Linked DNA regions of Homo sapiens: region 2 is linked to region 1. A link is an interaction called in ENCODE POLR2A ChIA-PET data of the cell type or tissue named here. Cell type or tissue: endothelial cell of umbilical vein. All regions are shown on one strand. Each heading gives the region's core, and the rest is flanking DNA. Links, peaks and the distances in the headings are about the cores only. Region 1 overlaps ARHGAP17 (Rho GTPase activating protein 17). Region 2 has its middle 44 kb from the start of LINC01567.

What was found. ChIA-PET counts read pairs that join two places held together with the same protein. Peaks named below come from ENCODE experiments on the same cell type or tissue, not always from the same donor. Only the 100,000 strongest peaks of a DNase experiment are listed, where the experiment ranks them.
Region 2: POLR2A ChIA-PET joins it to region 1 with 5 read pairs; 2 of 35 experiments call an interaction of 5 or more read pairs at or near these places.

What each region holds. Positions count from the first base shown.
Region 1 is chr16:24,999,710-25,002,623 of GRCh38, reverse strand. All of the region lies in intron 1 of ARHGAP17 (Rho GTPase activating protein 17), which reads left to right. Among named protein-coding and RNA genes, the nearest start is that of ARHGAP17, 14 kb to the left of the region's middle. In endothelial cell of umbilical vein, for the core only: no CTCF peak of the experiment used is centred there; no DNase peak of the experiment used is centred there; H3K27ac peaks cover 207 bases.
Region 2 is chr16:24,625,587-24,628,500 of GRCh38, reverse strand. It overlaps a transcript of TNRC6A not described here. Among named protein-coding and RNA genes, the nearest start is that of LINC01567, 44 kb to the left of the region's middle. In endothelial cell of umbilical vein, for the core only: no CTCF peak of the experiment used is centred there; no DNase peak of the experiment used is centred there.

The sequences.
Region 1 (2,914 bases), core at 149-2,648:
CAGGCGATGTTGATTGGCTTCTGTCGTCATCTGTGGAAGTCCATCGTTAGAAAAGCTTCTGTTCCAGTTTTAGGGGGGAATGATGGTTTGAGGGCTACTGTGGTAGAACTTGGGGAACTCTTTTCGGCAAAAGGTTGAGAAAGTTGGTGCTGTGGGAAGTCAGCTGGCAGCCGATGGAGTCAGGACCAGGGAGGAAGGGAAAGGGAACCCAGATAGGAAGCTACTGCAGTAGGCTCAGAGAGGTGATGACGGCAGGGCTAAGACAGCAGCCTTGGGCGGTGACTGGGAAGAACATTGAACACCATGTTTGGGCTGAAGAAAAGAGCAAGGGAAGAGGTGAGGAGCTTCAGGTTAGGGTTGATGTAGATGTTATTTACATAGGGAACAGTAATTCTTCACTTTTTCATTGTTTTACAATGATTCCTTTTTAGAAACATATAATTGTGATATTTTCTTTGACCTTTTATTGGGCTTTCTATTCTATTCCATTGATTTATGGCTTTGGGTGTGTGTATATGTTTGCATCAACATTTTTTTTTTTTTTAGATGGAGTCTCGCTCTGTCACCCAGGCTGGAGTGCAGTGGTGCGATCTTGGTTCACTGCAACCTCTGTCTCCCAGGTTTAAGCAATTCTCCTGCCTCAGCCTCCCCAGTAGCTGGGATTATAGGTGCCCACCACCATGCCCGGCTAATTTTTGTATTTTTAGTAGAGACAGGGTTTCGCTTTGGTCAGATTGGTCTTGAACTCCTGACCTCAGGTGATCCTCCTACCTTGGTCTCCCAAAGTGCTGGGATTGCAGGCATGAGCCACTGCACCTAGCCTGCATCAGTATGGTTTAATAACTGTTGATCTGTAATATGTTTTAAATTGGGTAGAGCTGGTCTCTTACAAATACTCTTTTTCAGGCTGGGTTTGTGGCTCACGCCTGTAATCCCAGCACTTTGGAAAGCTGAGGCCGGAGGATCGCTTGAGGCCAGGAGTTCAAGGCTGCAGTGAGCTGTGGTCCTGCCACTGCACTCCAGCAAGAGACCCTGTCTCATTAAAAAATAATAATAAATATTCTTTTTTCAGTATCTCTCTTACTTTTGTATAAAGGCGAGTTTTGGCATCTCATCTTCTCTAGTTTCTAGAAAAAATTATTTAGGATTTTGATTGAGTTGGGACTCATTTATTCAAATGATGTTTATTGGGTCCCTGTTGTGGGCTAGGCTCTAAAGGTTCAAAAATAAATAAAACCCAGGTTTTTATGGCCTAATAAATCTGTGAACTAAACTTTGAGAATTGATATCTACAAGATGAGCATTGCACATGACTTTGTGTGTACAATCTTTTATATGCTTCCCAGGTATTTTTTTTTGTTTTTTAAATTGAGAATAGTGCCTATTTACTAAACTATGCAACTGATCATTTTTGTTATTTTAGGTACATAATATTATCAGTGTTGTGCTTCTATTTCTGCTTTTGCTATTTAGTTCAATGATTTCTTTTTCATCCCTTATTTAATTGGTTAGACTCCAAAATAGTGTGTAGCTGTATAAATGTTTATAGGAATATTGTGTAAAGGGCATATGATTCTACCTTTATTGGACATTTCAGGAACATGATAAGGACTATTTAAATCCTGCTAAAATACAAGTGTTGTAATATGAATTGTTCCCAATGGAAGTTTGCAAGCAACGTTCTCCTCATTTTCGAACCACACAACTTTTAGTGTGTCTGCTATTTGAGCTTTATTCTGTGTCTGTTTTGTGTCATGAGGTTGGCAGGTGATCTTAAATGCAGAATGCTGAATTTGTAGTAGTCCAACTATATGGAGAAAACAATTGCAATGCACTTTAGATTTAGGAACAAATTGGAGGAGAAAGTTGAGAAATGGTAAGAGGAGTTTTAATGGAGCGTATGTGGCAGTATGCTAATGTCACTTCTAAAGAAGAGGTGGTTAGCAGGTCACAAGGCAGTAGACTGAATTGTAGCCTCTGAATCTCAGGGCAGTCTTTAGGAATGGAAACCTTGCTGCCTGTAGATTTAGGTAGAGGTTTTAATAACCCCCCCGTTGCCAGAAAAAATCATCCACACACAGATTTGCCTATAATCTTATGGACTTCACAGACATCCTCAAGCGCATGGACAAAAACCCCAAGATTCAAGAAAAGCCGTCCACATGGTCGGCAGCTCAAGAAAGCCTGCCAGTTGTCCAAGCAATGCTTAGTTACAGTTCCCATGCTGGGAGCTGCTCTCTAGAGAAATGTTATTTGCAGATGTGCACCTCGTGCGTCTGTGTGTGTTGTTCTGCCTGTGTCCAAAATACATGCTTTTTCTAGATGGGAGCCTTTCCCCCACAAAGCAGAAATGTGTTCTGTCATGGGATTTGATGATCATCAAATTACTTTCCCTCAAGAATTGGCTTTCTTGGCGATTAGTTAATTCAGTTTTCAAAACTTTTAGATAAGGGCTTAATCAACGTAAAACTGCTTTGGGGCAGTTGCATTGTAGTAAAAAGTGTATTGGACTTGAGTCTGAGGGCTTGAGATCCTGTCTGTACTGTTTACTCGCTGTGTCTGTGACCTTGGTCCAATCAGCCACTCTGCTGTGTTCCTATACGTGAGAAACGGCTCCTGATACCACCAGGAGCAAGCTCTGCTGTGTTTAAGAAGGTGGTGTGTGCTAGGGAGGCGTCATGAGACAGTGAGGACATACAGTGTGACACAGCAGGTCAGCACTGGGGAAAATAGCCAGGTTAGCCTTCACTTCACTGCTCTATGCCAAAATACATTCCAAATGGGTTAAAGCTTTCATGTAAAAAATAAAACCACAAAATAAATACAAGAAAATATAGCTTATTGTGGAAAGTACTGCATGCTTTGGCATAAAAATGTGGAGAAAGAACAATAAAAGATAGCCTGTAGGTGGGAC
Region 2 (2,914 bases), core at 259-2,758, 370 kb after region 1:
CAGAGGTGGAGAAGGTAGAAAGGGAGACAGAAGAGGCAGGCACACTTGGTATAACTTTTTTTTTTCTTTTTTCTTTTTTTTGAGATGGAGTCTCACTCCTTCACCCAGGCTGGAGTGCAATGGAGCGATCTCAGCTCACTGCAACCTCCGCCTCCTAGGTTCAAGCGATTCTTCTGCCTCAGTCCCCCAAGTAGCTGGGATTACAGGCGCCCACCACCACACCCAGCTAATTTTTTGTATTTTTAGTAGAGACGGGGTTTCACCATGTTGGTCAGGCTAGTCTCCAACTCCTGACCTCAGGTGATCCACCCGCCTTGGCCTCCCAAAGTGCTGGGATTACAGGCATGAGCCTGGCCCTTAGTGTGACTTTTATTGAAAACAATCCATGTATAAGTAAACTGTGCAGTTCAAACCCATGTTGTTTAAGCATCAACTATATTTTATATTTATACATACATACAAATTTTACATATAAATCCAAAATTGCTAGAAAACAAGAAAGATGGCCAAGTGCCGTGGCTCATGCCTGTAATCCCAGCACTTTGGGAGGCCGAGGCGGGCAGATCACGAGGTCAGGAGTTCGAGACCAGCCTGGCCAACACGATGAAACCCCATCTCTACTAAAAATGCAAATAATTAGCCGGGCATGGGGGCAGGCGCCTGTAATCCCAGCTACTCAGGAGGCTGAGGCAGGAGAATCACTTGAACCCAGGAGGCAGAGGTTGCAGTGAGCCAAGATCACGCCACTGCCCTCCAGCCTGGGCAACAGAGCGAGACTGTCAAAAAAAAAAAAAAAAAAAAAAGCAAGAAAAGAAAACATGAAAGAGACCTGTTAGCAGATCAGAAGTTGTGAGGAAATCCTATAAGAACACATCAGGGGTCAAATCAATGGCAGAACCAGGGTAGAGAAATTCAATGCTAAACACTCCTGAGGGAAGGCAGTTCTTCCCAAGGAAGCCTGCGGGAAATCCAAGATCAGAGTAAACAAATATTAAGAGCGAGAGAGGTCTCCCGGGGCAGTCATTAAGATAATTAATTAATTTTACAGGGCCCCAGCTGGGTCAGAAGCCGCCCTTCTGCCTGGTAGCTCCAGGATGATCAAGCTCTGAGGATGAAGACCCCAGAGCTACTTTTTGAACACGGGAATAAATAATTTGCTTGGGGAAGGCACTGAACTTGAAAGCTGACCCGGATTGTGAAGCACAGCCTTTCTTAATAGGGCCTCCGAAACAATCGAGGCTGATGTAGGGGAGGAGAAGGAGAGGCTGTCACCAGTGACTGCTCCAGGTCACAGCCACATGTGTAGCCCTCCAAGCTAGGACACTTCGGGTTAGCCACAGAAGCTGCGGCAGGTGAGCAGTACCCCAGATAATATTTAGCTACCAAGAAGGATACAGGGTCCCATCTCTAGAATATAAACTACCTGGTTGGGCCATACATTTACTCCTGAACTTTATGGAATTCTCATCTGGACTGATGCTTTAGCTTCTGACACCACTGCAAATCCTAGAGAAAGGAATTTGTAGATTAAAAAAAAAAAAAAAAAACAGGCTGGGCGCGGTGGCTCACGCCTGTAATCCCAGCACTTTGGGAGGCCAAGGCGGGTGGATCACGAGGTCAGGAGATCGAGACCTTCCTGGCTAACATGGTGAAACCCCCCTCTCTACTAAAAAGTACAAAAAAATTAGCCGGGCGTGGTGGTGGGTGCCTGTAATCCCAGCTACTCAGGAGGCTGAGGCAAGAGAATGGCGTGAACCCGGGAGGCGGAGCTTGCAGTGAGCGGAGATAGTGCCACTGCATTCCAGCCTGGGCGACACAGTGAGACTCCGTCTCAAAAAAAAAAAAAAAAAAGAAATAGTATCTAAAAAAACTTGGTAAAACATATGCTTTACATAAATGTGAATGTGTATATGTAAAAAAATTTTTTAAATCTGGAGCTACGATTTCATCAGATTTCAGTGTTGTTCAAGCAGGAAAAGGCTTGAAAGTATGCTATGGCTTGAATTGCTCCAAGGAAGGCTACAGAGGCAGAATAAGTCTAGATTCTCATAGAAAGATATCTGTTATGAAATTTCAGATACATTGCAATGAGTCATGCGGGCAGCTTCTGGGGTGCTGGCAATATTTCATTTCTCAATGTAAAAATGTTTAGCTTTGTTTGCTTTATGTTCTTTTTTTCCTGTGTGTGTTATATTTCTGTACATATAAAACATTTTAAAAACAAATAAAAACCAAGAGTGACCACTAGATTTGCGATTCTGAAACCTGGTGGCACATTGGAGCAATCTGAAGAGGGTTTAAAAAATATTGGTGTCCCCTGGGGAGGACAAGATGGGAGAGGGAGGAATTGGGGCAAGAGAAAAAAAAACTGAATGTGTGCTATGCTCACTACCAGGGCATTCTTACTCCAAACCTCAGCATCATGCAATATACCTTTGTAACAAACCTGCACATGTAACCCCTGAATCTATAATAAAAGTTGAAAAGAAACTATTGGTGTCCAGAGTACAGTGCAGACCATATAAATTAGAATCTCTTAGATGGGGTCAGAGATATGTATCTGAGAGCCACTGTACTGGAAGAATAAAAATAAACAAACTTAACACTCTAGCTCAGGCTAGAGTGTAATGGTGCGATCTCGGCTCACTGCAACTTCCGCCTCCTAGGTTCAAGCAATTCTCCTGCCTCAGCCTCCTGAGTAGCTGGGATTACAAGCGCCCGCCACCACCCCGAGCTAATTTTTTTTTTTTTTTTTTTTTTTTTGTTTTGAGACGGAGTCTCGCTCTGTCGCCCAGGCCGGACTGCGGACTGCAGTGGCGCAATCTCGGCTCACTGCAAGCTCCGCCTCCCGGGTTCACGCCATTCTCCTGCCTCAGCCTCCCGAGTAGCTGGGACTACAGGCGCCCGCCACCGC